Regions from separate parts of the Homo sapiens genome. Here region 1 is linked to region 2. A link is a loop called in an ENCODE intact Hi-C map of the cell type or tissue named here. Cell type or tissue: MCF 10A. All regions are shown on one strand. Links, peaks and the distances in the headings refer to the core of each region. The heading gives the core; the rest is flanking DNA. Region 1 overlaps BCAT1 (branched chain amino acid transaminase 1). Region 2 has its middle 500 kb from the start of LINC02955.

Evidence for each region. A loop is a pair of places that touch in the nucleus more often than their neighbours do. Peaks named below come from ENCODE experiments on the same cell type or tissue, not always from the same donor. Only the 100,000 strongest peaks of a DNase experiment are listed, where the experiment ranks them.
Region 1: a loop joins it to region 2, with 31 times the contacts of the local background. A loop is called at or near these places in 14 of 110 quality-filtered maps.

Annotation. Positions count from the first base shown.
Region 1 is chr12:24,832,476-24,841,112 of GRCh38, reverse strand. It overlaps BCAT1 (branched chain amino acid transaminase 1), which reads left to right. Exons shown (of 11, transcript NM_005504.7): 8 at 4,517-4,602; 9 at 8,250-8,390. BCAT1-AS1 (BCAT1 antisense RNA 1) reads right to left here. Exons shown (of 4, transcript XR_007063245.1): 4 at 4,558-4,636. Among named protein-coding and RNA genes, the nearest start is that of BCAT1-AS1, 17 kb to the right of the region's middle. RefSeq lists a silencer at 1,312-1,501. In MCF 10A, for the core only: a CTCF peak has its summit at 4,548 (motif pointing right); DNase peaks (open chromatin) are centred at 2,382 and 4,552.
Region 2 is chr12:23,200,198-23,208,834 of GRCh38, reverse strand. No RefSeq gene overlaps it. Among named protein-coding and RNA genes, the nearest start is that of LINC02955, 500 kb to the right of the region's middle. In MCF 10A, for the core only: a CTCF peak has its summit at 3,450 (motif pointing left); a DNase peak (open chromatin) is centred at 3,434.

The sequences.
Region 1 (8,637 bases), core at 393-8,392, 1.6 Mb before region 2:
AATATCCTGAGTACTCATTACTTTTCTTTGCTGTTTTTTTTTATTAGTTGGCAGAGACCATAGGGGTTCAGTGAAGTGTTGGCAACGTGTATGATATTGAATTAAATGGCCAACGGTGGGAGAAAAACAGGCATTTATTTCTATTAGAATTTTGATAATCATACCAAATTTAGAAGCGTATTTTTAGACTTGTTTACATTCTTAGGTTGTTCATTTCACAGTAGTAATTATAGAGACTAGAAATATAAATGATGTTTCCAAATACTTATGAAGTCTCAGTGTTAGTAGTTTCAATTAAATTTTTTAAAATGCAGTTTATATTTGAAAGTAGCTACAGTAGCCTCTCTTGCTCTAATGTTATTTGGCTACAAAAAGAGGAAAATGGTAATTTAGATGTGGCTGAATTCAGAGCTAAGTACTAATTTTAGTGTTAGTTGCAGAGACTAACAAGATGAGTCTTATACTGCAGTCAGAGGTAGAATAAACAGAAGATATGGTGAGTAAGCCTTGTCCTGGGCTTGGCCATTGGTAGTCCTTGGCATATGAAAAACCAGATACAGATCATTCTCATCCTTCCATTCCTGCTGTTTGTACTTGGCACTGTTTGAAAATAAAATTTATACAGGAATATTTATGATTTATAAATTTGAGTTACTGTATGTGACATATAACAAAAGCTACACTTGGAAGATTGTAGCCAGTGTTGACCTCTGCACTTAGAAGATAATAGGCCGATTCAACCCTTCTTCCCATCTGCCCACTCTTACCCCCACCCCAAACTCCACCAAAAAACCACACAGCTCAAAACAAAAACAGTTACATCATTCAGAGGTGGTACCATCATTATTTTTATGGATGGGAGATGTCAGAATTTAAGTACACTCTGAATCAGAGCTACATGATTTAACCAGAAACACCAGAAACTGTCCTGGTGGAAAATTGTTCTTTATCCAAACAATAATCATGAAACATTTCCACCATGGCTTTTAAAGGTCAGAATAGAAATGAGTGAGTTTGTCTTCTGCCTCTTGCAAAATATACAAGACCTTAAGACTGTTAGTTACTATTCAGATTATGGTTGCCTGGGATAACTTTAGTTTTAATATACTCCTTCACTTTGGGGATGTTCATCTAACAGAACAAATAAAATTCAGAATAAGGAGAAAGGAAATAGAATATATATTTGAAGTAAATAGAATGTTAGGAAAAACCTTTGGGCTAAAAAAAAAGACATGCAATTCTGAAGTAACTTTGATTTATATCATATGATTTTAAGAAAATACAATGAACAAACGAGTTGAAAATCAGCACAATACTGATTTTCACAAACGTTACCGATAGGAGGTATAAACAGAGTTCTTTCGGTAATAGCCTGCCGTCTTTTCATGAGCGCCCACACACACTGCTCCTGTTGGTTGAGATGGCTGGTGCAGGAAGGTGGATGGGGTGGTGGATAGTGTGTGTTCAAAGCACAGTGCTGTGCACAGTCACTATGTGTGGCACTCAGCTTGTAACTCATGGGAGTTTTGATTTCAGTAACAGCACCCATGGTGGCAAGATCACACATCATCACTCTGTTGATGAGTAATTTAACCCATACGCTTGCTATTCACCATTTGAACAAAGCATTGTATCATATCCTGGACCCTGGAGATACCCTGAAAAATAAGACCCAGGCCTTGTGGTTGAGTTCACAGTCACTTTGGGAAAACAACCACAGCAGTGAATCTCGGTATTGCTCAGGCCACATCATGAGTCTTCTCGGACACGTCAGGCGTGTATACGGACTCGACTTGGAGCACTCTTCCTCAGATGTCTGTACCGCTTGCTCTTTGACATCCTCCAAATCTTTGCTTACAAATCCCATTCTCAGTCTGGCTTTCCTTGAGCTCTTAATCAAAATCATAAACTCCATTTCCCATTTCTCCTCAGCATTCCAGCATTCTCCATTGCTTTTCCTTCTTTGTTTCCCCCTGTGTAGTCTAACATACTATCAACACAATAAATGTTTACCTGTGTCTATTAGAAAGTAAGCAGGGAGATATGTCAGTTTTGTTCACTGCTGTATTCATAGAGCTTAAAACGGTAAACAGCACTCAATATGTATTTGTAGAATAAATGGCTAATTGTGCTGATGGTGTTTAGGGCACTTATGCAGACCTACATTCCTGGTTTCCATTAGTGTTTGACTTTGGGAAGTCACAGATGAATCCTGCTGTTATTGCTTCTAAATTCCTCATCTCCTAAAAATGACTTCTTTGTCAAAAACAAGCTGCATTTGTAGGTTCTGTTTTCCTCATGTTGGGCAATCTGGAGTGATTTCTGGCTCTTGTAAGTATGTTTGTGGTTGCAGAGGAAAATGAATATTTCTCACCCAAATGTTGTCATGTCATCATCTCTGTCTGGCAACCAGAGAAGCAGATGTTCTGTTCCTTGACCTCAGGCTAGTGGTTACAGTTCTGGGTGTTAAACATGTTTCACAAAACAGCACTTGCACATGCGGGGCTGCTGTTTTCATTTAACTTCATGTAGTCTCAGGGCTCAGCAAGCTTTAGGAAAGGTCCGGTTTGGGGGCACTGGAAGTGTGTGTGTGTGTGTACATATATATACACACACAAATAGATCCATACATTTATGTATCTAGTTGGCTAGCTATTGCAAAACACATGTTTATTTTGAGATCATCAACACTTCTAAACATGACAAAGAGTAGCCCTAAGAACATTGCCAAGAACAAATTTTCTCCTTTCCAGAAAGCAATTTTCAGCAGATGATTTTCAGAAACAAAATTCAAAAAAGCCATACTGCTGTATCCTAGCAAAGATAACTTATTCGTTTATTTTTTACTCAAAAACATTTATTATATACACTCTGGGCTAGGCACAATGCCCAGTTTTGAGGATAGAAGGATGAAGATAGAGTTTGGTATTCCAGATAGAGCTTGATTGTTGGGCATGTCTGATGTAACCCCAGTGGAGTGGGCGAGCCTAGAACCACCATGTATTGAGGGAGAGGGTGGTGGCCTCAGTGTCAGGACTCACTAGATTCAGACTCCTGGGTGTCAGAAGTGGGGAGGAAAGGGAGATGCTGAGTGCCAGAGGGTACTGTAAGGAGAGCTTGTGCAGCTGATGGATCATGCATGATGCCTGTGAACAATTGTCCTACTAGACCTCACAGTAGTTAGGGATGTCTGCAGTCATCTCACAGTAGAGCAGTAGCTCAGCTTTGGAGTTTTGTTTCTTGAATGTCTTCTTTTTTAACCGTACACGTGCTTGAGCTCACTCTGATAAGCCCATTACATTTGAATCTCAGAGAGCAAAGGCAGCATCTCCATACTTGTTGCTGATGCTCCACCAGGTTTGAAAATCACTAAAGATAGACTCTTAGGCTGGGTGCGGTGGCTCACATCTGTAATCTCAGCACTTTGGGAGGCCGAAGTGGGCAGATCATCTGAGCTCAGGAGTTCGAGACCAGCCTGACCAACATGGTGAAACCCCGTCTCTACTAAAAATACAAAAATTAGCCAGGCGTGGTGGCGCGTACCTGTAATCCCAGCTACTCAGGAGGCTGAGGCAGGAGAATCACTTGACCCTGGGAGGCAGAGGGTGCAGTGAGCTGAGATGGTGCCACTGCACTCCAGCCTGGGTAACCTAAAAAAAAAAAAAAAAAAAAAAAATTAGACTTTCCAAGGGCAGCGTGGAAGCAGTGACCAGCCTGAGTAGGCACGCACACTTCTTGGGGATAGCCTCCTCCATAGCATTCTTAGAAGGTTTGGTAATGACCAGTTTTTCTGAGTAAGACCCTATCTACATTATTCTAATTAGTAACCACCTTTCATCTGCTAAGGTAAATTTTCACTTCAGAATATTCCTCTTAAGACCATGCAATAACTCTTACTGTTTGTTGGTGGAAAACCATCTCATTATTTTACTGGTTAAGGGTAAACTGAAGATGATTAGATAACTTTCCTTCCTTCCCTCCCCCCTTCCTCCCTTCCTTCTCTTTCTTCCTTCCTTTCTCCCTCCCTCCCTCCCTCTCTCTTTCTTTCCTTCTCTCTTTCTTTTCTTTTCTTTTTTCTTTCTTTCTTTCTTTTTTCTTTCTTCCTTCCTTCGTTCCTTCCTCCCTCCCTCCCTCTCTCTCTTTCTTTCTTTCTCTTTTCTTTCTTTCTTTCTTTCTTTCTTTCTTTCTTTCTTTCTTTCTTTCTCTCTTTCTTTTCTTTCTTTCTTTCTTTCTCTTTCTCTTTCCTTCCTTCCTTCCTTTCTTTCTCTCTCTCTCCTTCCTTCCTTCCTTCTTTCCTTCCTTCCTTCTTTCCTTCCTTCCTTCTTTCTTCTTTTTTTAAATAAGGGTCTACCTGAAGTGTGAACTGATTTGGGAAATTTGATCATGCAGAACAGTAAAATTTTCTTTATGTTTGTTGCTAGCAAAATTGTGATGGTTTTTTAAAAAAATGGCTATTGATAATAAGGCATGCCTAATGTAGTGAAAGTTTGAAAATGTCCCAATTTCTGATTGACAGAAGAAGAACTGGCAACTCCTCCACTAGATGGCATCATTCTTCCAGGAGTGACAAGGCGGTGCATTCTGGACCTGGCACATCAGTGGGTGGGTGCCTTTGATATGAACAACTTTTGTAAGCCTGAAATAAAAAATAATCAAAATAAGCCCAGCCTAGTGTTGAAATAATATCCTGTGGTTCCAACCAATGTTATCTAATCTTTAAATTCTAACGTGAATGAAAAGTATTCTTCTAGAAGGGCTTTCTTGGCAAGACTATTAAAATAAGTATTGTTGATAGCAAGGGCAGAGAGAAACCAGTTTAGCAAGATGTCATAGTGGAGAAGTATTCTAGTAGTAGTCTCAGTCTACCAGGTATCTCCCACCAACTTTTGTCTGGTTCATACCTGATGTGCTTCCATCCAGACATTCCTTAACTTCCCAAGTCTGTGTTGCTTCCAAATGGCAATGATACTTCTTCCTTTCCTTTATTTATACCAGTGTAACCATGCTTGCCGTAGAAATGAAATAATTTCACTGACATATAAATGTTTACTAATATAACATTATTGGTTTGACTGCCTTCTTTTTCTCTCTGTCCTACCCCCATCCTCCAAAATTCATATACATGCCTATTTTAAAATCAGAACATGCAAGCAAATGTAAAGTTGTTTTCAGTAGACTTTCAAATTCGTGTGACACAGGCAAGCATATTAAACAATTTGGTGGACCGGGTGCAGTGGTTCATGCCTATAATTCTAGCATTTTGGGAGGCCAAGGCAGGAGGATCACTTAAGCCCAGGAATTCGAGACCAGCCTGGGCAACATAGTGAGACCCCGAATCTACAAAAAAATCAAAAACATTAGCTGAACATGGTGGTACATGCCTGTAGTCCCAGCTACTTGGAGGGGCTGAGGTGGGAGGATGGCATAAGATCTGGAGGTCAAGGTCGCAGTGAGCTATGATCAAGCCACTGCACTACAGCCTGAATACAGGGTGAGACCATGTCTCTAAAAGTAAATTAAATAAATAAATAAATAAATAAATAAATAAATAAATAAATAAAATAAAATTTAAAAAGGTTTGGTTTTGGAAATGACGTAATGTATTCAAGACAAATTATTGAATGAATTGGGTGTCTGGTAAAGGTTCTTGGATGGAACTTTTGACCCAGGTGTTAAAATGGTCTCCAAAGAACATGAAAAGGCTTTGAGCTTACTGTGGTCAAAGAGTACTAGTAGTAATAGGACAAATGTTTAGAAACACACACGTTATCTAGGAGCATACCAGCATGGTTTCTCTGGAAAAGACTTTCAAAATAGATGAAATGTGCTATAAATAATTCTACAAAACCCTGAAGTAGACAAGACCCAACTGCTACATGCTGGCTGGCGCATTGGGCATGACATTTACAAACCGTTGGTATAATTTTCAAACAGCTTGCCCTGTCCTAAATATGTTTGCAATTGGAAAGATATTTTTGAAGCTCAGTAATTTTTGTTTTATTAAAGAAAAATATCAACCAAGTACAGAAGGTTCGACGACAAGTTGCAAGTGGAAATACTTTCCCACACTAATGATTTGCTAGCATGAAAAATAGGTTATTATGGAGGAAATTTTTTCTTGACTTCATAGCTGTAATTTATTTTAAAAGCTATTTTAAAACATGAGACGTGAAATGCCAAGAGGCATGTAGGGGGTCACCACTATTTGCCAGATAGGGGAAATTGTCCAAAGATAAGTAAGGGTGAGCAGAGCAAAAACAATTCTGCTTATTTACAAAAGAGTTTTCTTTTCTTTTCTTTTTCAGGACACAGAACTCAGCTTGTTTTCAATTAATTTGCCTGATTTTCTGCAGTTCATTTACTTTTGAACAACATAATTGCAATTGTAGACTGAGAGAAATTGAAACTTTCAAAGAGCCATATTTCTATTGCAGATATATTTTCCTGCTCTTCCAAATCTACTTACAGCATGAGTTCTTCTTTTAAATATTCAAATATTTTGAATATTGCCAAGAGCTTTGATTTCCATTTTTATCTCTTGTGGGTTTATAAATTAAGAAAAAATACTCATCTTATTTTTTTAAACCTCTCTATTTTTATTGCCCTTTATTCAAATAACTTGTTGACAAACTTTGAACTTGAACCACTGAGGTAAAAGAACAAGAATTAAACAGATAGTTTAAACACATAGCTTAAAAGGATCTTTTTCCCATTTCCTATCCTTGAGCAAAGAATATATTCAAACACTTTGGCAGAAGTCAATGAGGTTATACCACTAATTCCATGATGAAAATCAACTGAATGTGATACTGAAAGAGAAGGAAGAGAATTGTCACTGTAAAGTCAACTGTTAGTCATATTAGGAAAAAAAATACATACAATACAATTTCTCAAATAAAGTCCAAATATACATTCAACGTTTAAAAATAATGAGTATTTCAGATATTTGAACTCAGTCTGTTCTTTATTCCATAAAAGATATAGGTAAGCCGTGCACAGTGGCTCACAACTATAATCCCAGCACTTTGGCACTTTGGGAGGCTGAGGTGGGAGGATCACATGAGCCCAGCCTGGGCAACATAGGGAGACCCCTATCTTTACAAAATAAAATATAAAATATAAAACCTAGTTGGGCATGGCAGCATACACCTGTAGTCCCAGGTGCTCAGGAGACTGAGACAGGAGGATCACTTGGGCCTGGGAGGTCGAGGCTGCAATGAGCCAAGATTATGCCACTGCATTCCAGCCTGGGTGACAGGGCAAGACCCTGTCTTAAAAAAAAAAAAAAAAGAAAGAGACAAACGTAGAAAGAGTACCAAATTTGGAGCCAATCAGATCAGACCTGGGTTCAAATTGAGTTTCTGTCACTTACTTCCTTTGTGGCCCTGGAGATGCCCTTCAACCTCCTTGAACCTTAGTTTCCTCATCTGTAAAATGGGGATGATAGTACTCACCCTTAAAATTACAGAACTTGGCATAATAGCGGGTGCTTGATAAATGGTAGCTATAATTATTAATATTATATAATACATTGTTCTCCTTTATGGTAAAGTAGGTTTTAAGACACTGATTTTTTTGTTTTGTTTTGTTTTTGGAGACAGAGTCTCACTCCGTCACCCAGGCTGGACTGCAGTGACGTGATCTTGGTTCACTGCAACCTCTGCCTCCTGAGTTCAAGCGATTCTCCTGCCTCAGCCTCCTGAGTAGCTGGGATTACAGGCACCCGCCACCATGCCTGGCTAATTTTTGTATTTTTAGTAGAGACAGGGTTTTACCAGGTTGGCCAGGCTGGTCTCAAACTCCTGACCTCAAGTAATCTGCCTGCCTCAGCCTCCCCAAATGCAGAGATTACAGGCATGAGCCACCGTGCCCGGCCTAAGACACTGTTAACACGGAGCATGCATCAAGCAGCATTTGGGATGCATCAATTTTGTGAGACTTTATACAAGTTAACAAATAAGAAGGCAAAAAAGAAGGCATATGTTAAAGTATACCATGTGTCTTGTGGTGATAATCTTATATTTTATATTCTGATAATCTCATATATAAATCTGTGACCTTGAAGTAGGTTACTTAACACCTCGATGTGTTCACCAGTAAGATGGTGTGCCACTTCCAGCTTTCCCTTAAAGGATGATTGTGACCTTGTCTAAGTGCAATCAGAATGTTAAGCAGAACAGTAAGTATTGCAATTGTTTTGCATGCCTTTTCCTTTAAAATATACTTGTTATTTTTTATATTCCATGCAGGGTGAATTTAAGGTGTCAGAGAGATACCTCACCATGGATGACTTGACAACAGCCCTGGAGGGGAACAGAGTGAGAGAGATGTTTGGCTCTGGTACAGCCTGTGTTGTTTGCCCAGTTTCTGATATACTGTACAAAGGCGAGGTACGACAAGTATTTCCTCATTTCCTATCATTTCCAATCACATTAAATTACATTTAATTTAAGTGTATGAATAAAATTGTATCTGGACCCAGACCCAAGATGCAAAAGTTTTGTCGTTGTTGTTGTTTTTCTTTATTTTAAAGAGATGGAGTCTCGCTGTGTTGCCCAGGCTGGAGTGCAGTGGCTATTCACTGGTGTGATCATAGCTCACTGCAGCCTCAAACTCCTGGGCTCACGCAATCCTTCT
Region 2 (8,637 bases), core at 395-8,394:
CGTGATTTTAAGGCAGTAGTCATTACTTCTACTTTGAAAATCCTGCTCCATAGCCATTGTTTATTGTCATTGCATTCATATTTTCAATGAACTGTGTGTAGTAGAACTTCCTGAAGGTGCAAATTATTTTCGGAAGTCCCTTGTTTCAGTCATCTTCCCAACAGAAAAAAAAAAGAGAGTATTAATGATAGAAATACTTGATGTGTGCATGGTGATTAAAAGATTTTTAAAGAGCTTCCACATACATTATTTTATTATGAAACAGCTTGATGATCTAGGCAGTGTTTAGTATTGGCAATTTGCATTTGGAAAAACTCCATTTTACAAAGGGAGAAAATAAATCATAGAAATAACTTGCCATAGTCACTTCAACTGTGACCACACAGACAGAAGTATTTTTATCTAATATGTTTTTGGCATTTTACTATATGACAAGCAATAGCATTTTGAAGCAAAGGGGAATACACACACACACACACACACACACACACACACACACATCTTCCAAAAATTATCTTTAAAATTCCCAGTTATGTAGATTTGATCTCCAAAGCAATCACTTTTTTTTCCATATTATGTAATTTAAGAGCTTCTGGGGGTGGTAAAACAAGGAAGTTCTCTGAGGATAGGGATGGCCAAAGGGAACAGCAGCATGGTGGCCTCCCAAGCTGAGGCCACTGTGAATCTAAACAGCAGCCTGGTAGCCTTAAAAGGTTTCATTTGGGGGTAGAAGCCAATCGCACAGGTAGAAAGACCCCTTGACTCCATTTGTGTTACTTTTCATTTAGAACCAAACTAAATGGGATGAGAACAATGTCTCTGCAGTGACTCTGGGTATGCAGCTAGCAATGACTCAAGGAGTCAAAGCAGGACTCTGTTAGATAATAGAGAATCTGAAAGAGGCTTGGAGCCGTCAGGATGAAGAAATTTACCTCACAGACTTGTTCTCAGCCCAGGTTGGCGTTCATGTCAGTTTAAATCCTTTTTCACTCAATAGCTGAGCCTTGAGAAGGGGCTTTAGCTGCCAATCTGACTGAGAGTTGACATCTCAATTAGAAAAGCTTCTGTTCGGTGATGATCCAGGAGTGGAGGAAAGAGGAAGCCAACGACCTTCAGACACCCAGAAAAGGCGAGCCCAGTGCTCCAGGGAGGACGAATCATTGCAGCCAACCCTTAACATTCTCGTTTCTAATGCACTCATTTCCTACAAACCTGAGAACCCATGACTTGAGGTCTTTGTAAAATTGTTAAAGCCCAATTTTAAGTCTTGCTTATTTGGAGGAAAAAGTTCCTTAGTCAGTAAATGAGCCTTGCTGACAACCCAGGAGCCACCTTTCACTATGGTTTAGTTTCTCTCTCCTCCTCACCCAGGGATAGTATCTCAGAGGAAGAATTAGAAAAAAAAAAAATCTCTCTTTGTGAAAAATGACACGTGTGTGTGTGTGTGTGTGTGTGTGTGTGTGTGTGTGTTGGGGGTGGGTGGGGGCGTGGAGGTAGAGCCTGTAATGCTCTAGATATTCTATTTGCTCTCTTGCAGTTAGGTGGGGTCATGTGACTGATCCAGTGGAATGTGTGTGTAGAAATATGTCACTTCTGGCTGCAGCATGAAAAGCTTCAGGTGGGATTCTCAGTTCCCTTCCCCTGCAATGGCAGCTGAGGAAGGCCTGTGTTTCAGAGGTACATCTACAGGATGGTTAAACCTCCGTCAGGCTGGTTCCCTGAATGACCACGTGGAGCTGAGCCTCTTACTAACTCACACTGAATATGTCCCATAAGGGGGAATAAGTCTATGCAGTGTTAAATCGCTATGATTTTAACACTGTTACCTCAGCGTACCCTTGACTTTCTTAGCTAACACAACAGGAGAGCTAAAACGTCAGTAAGATTCTTAAAGCAATTAAATTTTGTAATGAAGACCCATTTTTATTAGGAGCCTATAAAAATACATCTATAGTAGCGGATTTGAGGTTTGGCCTTTTCTGTTGCTGCTCCTGATGTAAAGTACTCAGCAATGAAGAGACAAGCTGAAATGATATGTTCATTAGCAGTGCCTTCTGGGAGACTCACAACATCTGATTGGTTGCCAAGTTTGGTATTTTAATTACTCAACATATCAGAAATCTGTCCCTTCTTTCCAATTCTACTAGCATTGGGTTAAAGTCACCTTGCCTTGTTGAGGCAGTGGCACTCACTCTGGCTACCCTCTAATCCACGGGCCTCATTTCAGCCCAAGTTCTCTTCACTCATCTCTCAGAACTCATTCAAAAGTTCCCATTGCACTCCAAATACAGTGCAAAATACTGAATATGGTCCCAAAGGCCCTATGTAATCAGATGATAGGAATGAGAGGCAGGAAGATCGTCCCATTTAACCTACCCCAAGGTCCCAAATGGACTCGTAGGGCAAATTTGTCTGCAGTTTAGCTGGCTGTTGGAGGACTTAACTCTAGGTTCAAAACAGAATGTTTGGCAAAGAGCTATTTGGTATCTACCAATACCTATTTCCAAAACCGAGGATGGGGGAAGTAGGAGGAGATAAAGACATGGTTGTGACAAAATGGATTAGCATTAATTTAGGTCTCATGCCTCCAAAAACTTTAGCCATTTTCTCAAAGTAATTTTCCAACAACTCATTTGGATCTTGTAACTTCCGTCTTTTAAGACTGTCTGCTAGTCCTTCTGTATCATTTGAGGCTTTGCGTGACGTAGCCCAGGCATTCCTCTTGTTCCCCTAAATGCACCACGGTCGTTCACAACTTCAAGCCTTTATATGTGCATTTGGGGTATGGGGAACTAGAAGACTACTTCTCCCTATTTATTTTCTACTACCTTCATCACTTCCAAGGCCCAACTCCAATGTTACCTTCTTGTGAACATTTCCCTAACTCCCAGAGTTAATCGAGCTCTCACGGTAACCAGTTACTAGTTCAGCACCAGAATTGACCATGTTGTGTTATCATTGACAGCATTATCCCTTTGTCATATCATTATCATCATGTGTTACATCATATCATATTATATCATTTTATGTTTCTCTTTTCCTAGACTGTAAGCTGCATGAAGATAGAAACTCCATATTGTCTAGCTCAGTATCTTTCTCTCTTCCTCAAACCCACAGATCAGTTCTAACATTGAATACACATCATAAACTCTCAGAAGAAAATGCTCCTTCACCTACCTTCCTTTTGGAGATTGTTAGAAGAGAAAGTATAACCTATTGATATATATATATTTTTTTCCTTTTTCTTTTAACTGTTATCCTGAATGATTACAACACAAAGCATATTAATAGACGTCACTTACAAATGACTTATTCCTAGAAAAAAATAATCTGATTACTTCACTCAAGGTGCTGTTTCTGGGGTTCTCCAAGATCCTTGAATGCCAGGAAGAGTCCAAGGACAAAGTGCTGCTGGGTACCAATCTGAGCAATAAAAATGGTGCATCTGCCATCTAGTGGTCATCACGTGTAAATGCACCTGGACTTGAGCAAAAGAAGTCTCAAGGGACATCCCATAGTGAACAGAAAGTAAAACTAATACCTGTAAAACTAATGCTAATAAAAGTAATAAATACCTGTGAACATGGATGGGCCTCCTACTGTGTTCTAGACACTGTGTTAAGGGTTTGATACGGACTATATTATTTCATATTCAAGACAATCATGTGAAGTACACCCTATCTTTATACCCATTTTAGAGATAAAAAGTTTGAGGCACTGGAAAGTTAAGGCTTCTGATCCAGCTAGCCTGACATCAGAACCCACATCCTTAAAAACTGAATTATAATATGTGGTGGTCAACTGAGCTGAACTCTTCAAGAACATCAATTTCTGTGTTAAAAGATGTAGTAATTATTAAAATGTGTTTACAATTTTAGAGTTGGAAAAATATGTTCACAATGTCTTATACCTTTACAACAGCTCCATTATCAGTATCCTTATGTTACAGATGGAGGAACTCTCTTAAGATAAATGAAATAATTGTTTAAAGTCTCCAAGCCAGTAATTGATAGATCAAGTGGATTCAAACTTGAGTTTTAATCTAAACTCCATATTGTATCTGCTACATTACTTTTCACATATAGTGATTGAAAAATATTACAAAATGTTTTCATAAGCTTTTTTTATTTAAATACATTTTTATTATTCAAGTGTTCGGTGCTCCAGTCTCCTGAAGGCTAAGTAAATCTGGGGCTTGAAGAAGAGCCGGGGACTAGCAAAGCACAAACAGCACTGAGTCACAAATTCTCTTATCTCCCCTCTGCTGTGCTAAGCCCCCTATCTGCCAGAACACTCCATCTCACCACAAATCGAACAACCAGCACCAGATTCCAGACCCAAAGAGCAGCCTCTCGCTCTCTCAGCTTGGCTCACTTATCCAGTTTAAAATATGATGTTTTAGTTTTCTTGAGAACCACCAAATCACTGATTACCACTTCTTCCCAATGTTCCAATCCTCTTTGAAAATCTACTTACACAATGGTATGGTCAGTCAGTGAAGAAGCTGAGTAGCTCCTGTGCCTATTGATGCTCAGATCAGGACACTATGTCACTTTAGAACACAAATCTCAGCTTCTAGTTATAGGATCTGTTCTTTCCCTTCATTGAAATGCTTTCTCTGTTCATTTTGGCCACACTTCACTTTCCCATCCATTGTCTTTTCAATACATCTTATTCCTTCTTTAAAATATTTATTAAGATCCAATTATGGAGTCCCTAACCTCAGGAAGGTTGCAATCTAGTAGAATGATATATAAAAATGAAATTAATAGACAATGCCAGGTGCATTGACACTCACCTATAACCCCAGCTACTCAAGAGACTGAGGCAGGAAGATCGCTTGAGCTGAAGTGCTCAAGACCAGCCTGAGGAACATAACGAAATCCCCATCTCTAAAAATTAATTAATTAATAGACAAGATAATTATAGATTGTGCTAAGTCACAAGAAGGAAATAAACAGCTGATGTGATGAAGAGTTAATAGTGCAGGGAAGAACCTGTATTTCTGGGCATTTGAGCTGAAACCTGAATGCATAAAGAGGAAGGGAAGTAGGGTGAAGCACAACAAGTGGGATTGGCTCCTTGAGCCCAGCTCAGATTTACTTTGTAGTCCATGAGAACACATCCTTACAAAGATTTACACATCCCTGACCCTTGGGTTTTGTGCATCATGCTTCCATGTAAGCTCCTTAAACCCCTATTTTCTAAGTTCTTCCTATTTACTCCTCTCTTGACAGCCTCAGTGTGGTGGGGATAGATTAAGAGGAAAGCAGCAGGCAGATTTTTGTGGTGAGAGAAAGGAAACAGAAAGGGGGCAAAAATATCTGAAAAAACGATTGTGGATAGACAATGGATATGAATATAGATGGCTCAGGGCAGATATGAGTTCTATGATCACAATAATGGGAAGTAAAATGCTCCAGAGAATAAGAATTTTGAATGATAAAAAACTTGCTGTTCTCTTAGCACATGGGTGACTTTAAATTACTTGCATTTTGTGACATCAGATGAGAATTAAACTTTTAAATATTTTGTTGCCCACAGATATCATCCTTCATCACAGCAGTGACAAGTGTGTGGGTTGTTCTTTGGTGAGGTGCATAGAGTCTCAATTATCATCCCTTGATAGAGAATGGATTATGTGGAGAAGGATTCAAAGTGTCTCTGTAAAATAATTGTCTTAGTCAGTAATTTTGCGCTCTGTGTGTTTTCCAGTTTCTTTCTAATCCCGCTCAAGAGATACAAACAAACATTTTTAAAAGACCAAAATATACTCATTTTTCTTTATTCTTCTTAGGCTAGCAGAGTCAGAAAATCCTTCACAGAAGAGACAAGCTAGATTATATTCAACCTCACGCACCATCAACACAGTTGTCAGCCATGTAGCATGTTCATTACAGTGACGGTAGAAGAAGCAAAGTGAACACAGCTGGATCTTCAGATCCCAGGTCGAGTCTGCAGGGCTGGCTGTTAGAAACATCATCTTTTCATTTATACACTGAGAAAATTTGATCTGGAAGTCATTGAGGGAGAATATGGAAGCCCCATGATGTCACTCTTATTGAGTGACTTTTCTATTTCTGAGCTTTGGTTCAACACAACTGGCAATATAAGCAAAATGATTATTAAAATAATATTTATAGACATACAATTACATAAGTTGGGAATTTTATAGCAGATATATTTCTTTCAGATAATTTATACTTCTGACACTTTTTTCAAAATAATTAATTCCACACTTAAAAAATGTTATATATTCTTTCCTCTTCATTACCACCAAAAAAACCTCAATGTTTTTCTTTTATGGAAAACCACTGTAGCTAAGCAAAACTCATCATGAAATAAATGAAATTATTACTTATAATAACAGCAGTAAAAACAATTACTTTAGTTGTTTGTCTTTTATGGATCTTTGGTTAAGGATTGAATTTTATTGTGTTTGTTTTTAAATGCCATATTTAGAATTATTTTGTTTGAGATCTTAAACAAGTGGACCTTTGTTTCTGTTCCAGAAGTTATTGAAAAGCAAGCCAAAGTATTCCATATGCTTCTTTTTTACTTAACTACTTAATTAAACCATTCTACTGAAAAAAAAGATGATCGTTTCATTCATTCTTTACTAGCTACTGAATTAATTGATTCTCTTCATAGAGGACATGAAGTTGAGGTTTTGAGGCTAGTTTTCTGGAAAAAGAATAAATATAATATCTGCATATATGTGTCTTTCCCTCTTTCTCACATCATTCTCTTCCTTCCATAATAGAAAGTTACAGGGAGCTGGCACTGACCTGGTAACATCACAAAACACACTTTTTATATTCTGGAAAACTAGATCAAAGTAAGAGTGTCTTTGGATTGCTTCTTGGATTCTGTAAATCTTTCAAGACTCCATTTGATGAAGTCGCCTTTTCGTCTCATCTAATTCCCAGTTTTATACAATGGAAACATTCTTCAATCAATAGATTCTAAAACACCCTTGCTCACTTCTCATACAACAGGCCAACTCACTGAATCTTTCACCTTGAGCTGCTATATCCAATTCAGCCATTTCATTAAAAGACAAAATTTCTTGAGCATATTTCTAATCTCCTGACCCACTCTATTATTTTTTTCTTCATTGAGTTTCTGTATTTGTGCAAGTCATTATGAACCTTAATTAGGACATTAAAATCCTCCACAATGATTCTCTTTTTGTCACTGGAATAGAAGAGCTATCTCTTGCCACTTCCCCCACACTGTCCTTTAAAATACTTAAAGGCACAAAATCGCATGCTCAGCTTATGCAATGTTCTTTATCTTTGCTGAATCATTATATAAGGGGCCAAATCTTCATATACTGTAAACTGTAAAACAGCTACAATATTTGGTAGGTCTACTTGCGTCAGTTGTCTATTTTAGAAGTTTGAAATGAAGATGCTTTAAAATACTCAGCCATGCATTGCCAAAAAATTAAGAAAACAGACTCAGAGAAGAAATGTACTGCATCTGACAAGATAAGATATGTGTCCCTTTTGATTTCCATCAGGTCTAGCCAGCCAGTCTGTCTGTCCATGTGTTTTTTACTGCCTGAGGCCAGCCAGTTACTTACCCTAGGAGTGCTTGGCACTCTCTCTCTCTCTTTCTTTCTCTCTGTCTCTTAAATCTCTGTCCCTCAGCAAGTCAACAAAACTCATGCTCAGAGTTTTTGGAATCTGTCTCCCAAGTCATCACCGAATGGTCCAGATGATGCTGCTATCCAGAAATTCAGGAGAATTAATGTTTCATGTGTGAACTCTGACCTATGGGTCAGGAGCTGGGGAGCTGGGTAGTGATTCTCTGTTGTTTATCCAGTTTGTGAACTGCCCTGAGGCTTTGACATATAGTCTGTCCAGAGAAGTATCATGTGTGCTGCTGAGCAGACGTTCCCGCTAAGTAATCTTCTGGGTCTCTGAGTTTCATCTAGAAGTGGAGGCTGAGCATAATGCACCACATCACATTGCTTCCCATTCTTTCTGCATCCTTGCCTCGGTCTCACCCTTGCTTCCTTGGATTTGTGGCTCCCAATAAGGCATCAGCACTTAACCCTTGACTCAGGCTCTGCTTTTTAGGGAGCCTAGGCAAAAGCAAATCCAACACAAGCAAGAGACTTATTTATCTTTGTCAAGTTGAGAGTCTGTAAAAATTACTGAGAAATCTCCAATGGCACACTTACCTTGTATTTATGAGTTTCAGAGTTTGAATGAATACTCCCATTGATAGGTGAGGGTCCTAACGTAAATTATCTAGTGCCTGATTGTATTTAATATTCACATTTGGAATGTTATGAGATCTTTGCTTTTGTTTATAGTTTTAACCATACCTTGTATGAACATGATCACGAGAAGAAACAGAAAAGCCCAAAAGAAGGGACATATTCTAAAATGTAACCAAATACACTCTTCAGAAATATTAGGCCAAGGAAGATAAAGAAAGGCTGAGGGGCCATTTCTAATTTAAGAATGCTGAAAAGAGATGAAATCTAAATGCAATGCATGCTCCTTGATTGGATCCCGGAGCAGGGGAAACACTATGAAGGATAACGTTGGAACCACCAGTTAAATTTCAGTGTGAACTGTGGATTCTATAGTATAGTTGTATTAATGTTCAGTGATACACAAA